Linked DNA regions of Mus musculus: region 2 is linked to region 1. A link is a loop called in an ENCODE intact Hi-C map of the cell type or tissue named here. Cell type or tissue: heart. All regions are shown on one strand.

Region 1 (2,500 bases):
TCACCTGCTCTGGTGGTCAGAGCCCTCCCAGGTGGTCACCTCTCCTCTGTTGGGGAAGGTGCCCGGATGTCTGGAGCCCGAAACGGGGGTCTGTCTCAGAAGCTGTAGCTTCTGCAGTCTGCTTGCTCATCCTCTGCAGTCCTCGAGCTGATCTGAGCAGACTGGTCTCAGGACTTACTCTTTGTGACCTTACCATAAAGAAACGAGGAGCCCTCCACGTCATACTCATGCTACATACACATGCACAATATCCATTGTAATCACAAATCAAAATTTTCTGTCAATTCATTTATTGTGAGGAATCGGTCACAGCATTACAAAAGTAGCCAATACTAGTAACACAATTCAACACATATGGGTGGAGAGCTTTTTTTTTATAAGAACCATTTTGATAAATATAAAAAGGGACACCAAAGCTATCTAACAACTCCACTCAGAAGGTGGAATGGTCTGGAAGCATAATACTGACTCGGTAAATACAGGACTGGTGCTTTGAGACAGAGTTAAGCAGAATGCTTCAACAGTGGTCCATTTTCTTTCTTTTGTTTTTGGTTTTTCGAGACAGGGTTTCTCTGTATAGCCCTGCTGTCCTGGACCTCACTTTGCAGACCAGGTTGGCCTCCAACTCAGAAATCCGCCTCCCGAGTGCTGGGATTAAAGGCGTGCGCCACCACGCTCGGCCCGATCCATTTTCTTAAAAGGAGAATTTGGATACATGCTCAAGATTGTGAATTTTGTAGAAGTACTTCAATATTGCATCTAATTCAAAGGCAATCTAGAAATATTTTTCACAAGTTAGGAAGGCAAAATTCTACTCAGTAATAATCGTCCACAAAAAGATTTTCTCAAGACTGAATTTGAATGTCTTAAGCTGATGCTTCTTAGTCACGGAACAAGAAACAAACTGATTATGAATTTTAAGGTTAACATTTTCCTTTCCTATGGATGGAGTTAGTACAATATATACTTTTGAGAAACAGTGACATAGACAAGAAAACAAAATTGAAATAGGCTAAGACATTCCAAATCTGAATCGTTGGGACCTCAGAATACATTTGCTAGGGAAGACTATATAAGTAATGGAAAAAATTAGGGACTTCTTGGAAATGACAAACATTGGGACATTGGGTGAAGTAGAGTGCACTGGAGAAAGGACAGGTGTGTGAGACTAGGTAAGGCTAGTGTTACTAGAGGAAGGAAATCACCAGGACCAACACACACCCTCTGCTGGTCATTTTAGGTATTTAATTTTCAGAGTGCAGCCACATTCATGAAGGGAAAACGAAACAGCTGCAAGAGAATCATCTTTTTAGTTTTTAAGACTCAGGCTAGAACAAAATAAATTGTCCTTTAAAAACAAATGTTAAGCAAAATAAGCTAGACTCATACAGATAGATACCACAGCATCTTATTAGACTATAAAAATTCATCTTTCTGTTACCCCCCACACCCATGCACGCGCGTGTGCGTGTGCGTGTGTGTGTGTGTGATCCTGAAATTATAAGGAGGATCATAAGATGGAAGGAAGAGATGTCAAGAGAGGGAAAACATAGTTTAGTAATGGAATCCAGGAGACATGCATATAAAAGAGAGAACTATTGATCTGGGAGGAAGGGGTTAATCAGAGAACAACAGGGAGAAAGGGCATTGAAGGAGAATGATGAGGAAGAGTGTATACTATGGAATATATATGTATACACATATACATATTTAATATATCATATATAAAAGTAAAGTATTTTATAATAGTATTTCCATATGCATATGAATATATGTAGATATATGAAATATACATAAATACTATAAAATACATTTTTATGCTAACTTTACAGGAATAAAAAAGGATGGTCTAATCTCTCAAGTAATTTTAATAGTGATCTGTCAAGCAGCTCACTCATGAGAGAAGAATATATGCTAGTTGTTGAAAATAAAATCTTATAAGGTACAGTCTCACTTTCACTGGCTATCGTTAATTTTTCTTGCCTTTGAATTATCAAGGAAATTCACAGTTCCCTTTTAGGGGTCTTAGTCTTGCTAATAAAAGACTTAAAATGGGTACAGAAGGAATTTTGAGGATCATTCTATTACAGTCTCCAAGGGCGGGGGGGCGGGGGGGAATAAAATAAAACAGGCAAGCTGCAAATCTCCGAAGCTGAAGGCAGGAGGAAGATAGTTAAGTAGAAGAAAAAGCTACTCCGTTTTGAGTTTGGATTCAACAGAGTTTTCATATTTACCAAAGCAGTTGCATGGTATAAGGCGAGGGCACAGGGTCGCCTTCAGACAAAATCCTGAGCAAAAAAAAAAGCTTAGGTTTTTGACTAGGATCCAAGACAGGGAGAAAGAAGGGAGAGAGGGCGAGAGGGAGAAAGGGAGAAAGGGAGAAAGCGAGAAAGGGAGAAAGGGAGAAAGGGAGAAAGGGAGTGGAAGGGGGAGGGGGAGGGAGGGGGAGAGGGAGGAAATGGAAGAGGAAGAGGAAGAGGAAGAGGAAGAGGAAGAGGAA
Region 2 (2,500 bases), 220 kb before region 1:
AAATTGCCACGTCTGCAAATGTGTGTGTGTACTTGTGTGTATGAGTATGTGTGTACATGTGTGTGCATGTGTGTACATGTGTGTACTCACACATATGTTTTACTCAGTCATACCTTCATATTTTTAATTTAAACCTCTTTAGCTGAACAAATATCTAAGTACATGATAAATACAGAAAAACAGCTGAGAAAGATAATTACCCATGTCCTTCACATTACAAAAATTAAAAAACAATTTGATAGTTCTTTCCAAAGGAAGCTTCAGTTTTATATACAAGGGATATCAAGTGTCATGGGGTTTAAAATATACTTATATGTTGTTGTCAGAATGTCTGCTCATGGGATTTCATCCTGAAGGGACCTTCTAGTTGGTGCAGTTTGCAGCACAAATCTGGACAACCCTTGGCAGCACAGACTCTGAAGCCTCTATTCATTTTAGGCCATCATGTAACTATTGTCCTCATCACTATGCCACAGACATGAAAAGGCAGGTATACCCAAGCCTGCATGCCATAGGCCTCAAATGAGACAAGAGAAAATGACCCAACCCTCCACACAGGGCAAGAGCAAACCACAGATAAAAACTGATAACACTGTGCACTGCCAAAGCACTAGCCCAGCTCAAAAAGAGGAGGAACTTCTGAAAGCCCACCAGGTGGCCATGGTCAGTTCTGAAAGCCCACCAGGTGGCCATGATCAGTGTGAAAACAAAAGGGCTATGCTATGATTAGTGTAAACAGAGTCCCTCATTATAGATGATACTATGAGTTCACATATTGTGACTCCTCCACATTTTTGTCTATTGGAAGAAACTGTTCCACTGTTCCTGTGAGCTGGAATCCACTTACATACTCTGTTTCTGGTGCTATTACATTAGGTCCAAGGGTAGTACTATCTCAAGGGACTGTGTTTGTCTGCATGTCTGTCTGTTTGATCTGCTGGCTTTGGATTTTTATAGTAAGTGGAGTCAGCTGGGTTGACAACATGATGCAGCACCAATGGGGAAATATGTGAATATGTGGGTGATAGTGAATGAGCAGAAGCAGAAACAGCAACACTGTCAGCAACATGGTGACTGAAGTATTCCAGGGAGTGGCTGTGGAGAGACAGGATGGACAACAGAGGGGACATAGATGACAAGGGACAGAAGAAGCATTGAGGGTGGTTAAGGTGAAAAGTAAGACTGAAGAAAGACAGAAGGCCATGAGGAGCCAATGACAGAAACTACACAGTCTGATGCCTAGAAGAGTTCCAGGGAGGGGCCAAAGCTGACAGCCTAATGGTCTCAGCACTTGAGGCCAAGTGCTGTAGCAGTGCAGCCAAGAGCTGTAATATTGGCAAGAGCAGTGCAAGTAGCAGGTGCTGGCTGCTGCTGCTGATATGCTGTTGCTGTATGGAGACAAAGATTGCATCAGCTGCTCCACGCTGTGTCATTGGCAACTGGAACCCAGACTACTGAAAACTAACCTGAGCAAGTACAGCTTATTGAGTTTGGCTTCTGGTATGCCTTTCTGCAAGTTTGCTTTGCCTGTGTAGGCTTGAATGGTTCTCTGTGTCCTGCTCTGAACTCTGCTATTGAGACATGGGAAGTGAGGGTATTAATATGTAACTTTTGCTTTCCTCGAACGGGTAGCATAGACCATACTGACATCCAGCTCAATTACATAAACCTGCATGTGCCTCTGGGATTAAAGACATGAGCAAGGCTTCCCTGAAGACACTACATCCTGAGCCATCCTAGAGGACCTGCTGCACTCAAAGCAGTTGTAAGAACATTGCCCCCACCCCTGCAAAGTCCAAGGACTGCTGTTAGGAGCCCAGTGGACTCTGGACCCATTACCCACCAAAATCCCTGTCCCCCAAATACCACTCCCCTTCTGCTCGGTCCTTTCTGCTGGGGCAAACTGCTAACTGGTCTGCTTCCCTGAAGATACCATATCCTGAGCCATCCTAGAAGATCTGCTGCACTCAGAGCACTTGACACTGTATACTGAGACATCTCAGAAGATCCTAAGCACTCAGAGCAGTTGTCTGCAAGCCAGTCTGCTCCCCTGAAGGTACCATATCCTGAGTTATCTCAGAAGATCCACTGCACTCAGAGCAGTGGAGTAACTGACACTATAGCCTGAGGCATCCCAGGAGATCTGCTGCACACAGGACAACTAAACAACTGATCACCAGCTGGTCTGCTCCCTGAAGTCACCACAGCTTGAAGGTATCCCAGGAGCTCCTCTGTACACAGGGAAACTTGGCAAAAGACACCATAGTCTGAAGAATTCCAAAGGACTCTGTGGCATGCAGGGCAACAGACCTGACAGACTGAGAGCCTTCCTGGAGTTCTGCTGCACACAGGAAAACAAAAATCATAGTCTGTAGATGCCCCTGGAGAACATCCTCACACACGACAATAGCTTGACTGCTCCACTGAAGACCCAACAGTCTGAAAGCATCCCATGAGATCTACTGCAACCAGGGCAACAGATAAGAGCCCCCAGTTTAAA

What was found. Peaks named below come from ENCODE experiments on the same cell type or tissue, not always from the same donor. Only the 100,000 strongest peaks of a DNase experiment are listed, where the experiment ranks them.
Region 2: it touches region 1 in a loop (2.2-fold over the local background); 5 of 42 quality-filtered maps call a loop at or near these places.

Annotation. Positions count from the first base shown.
Region 1 is chr1:11,232,799-11,235,298 of GRCm38, reverse strand. The region is part of intron 35 of Prex2 (phosphatidylinositol-3,4,5-trisphosphate-dependent Rac exchange factor 2); the gene reads right to left. Among named protein-coding and RNA genes, the nearest start is that of Gm24173, 100 kb to the right of the region's middle. In heart, a CTCF peak has its summit at 1,232 (motif pointing left); no DNase peak of the experiment used is centred here.
Region 2 is chr1:11,457,415-11,459,914 of GRCm38, reverse strand. The region is part of intron 1 of A830018L16Rik (RIKEN cDNA A830018L16 gene); the gene reads right to left. Among named protein-coding and RNA genes, the nearest start is that of A830018L16Rik, 45 kb to the right of the region's middle. In heart, no CTCF peak of the experiment used is centred here; a DNase peak (open chromatin) is centred at 1,374.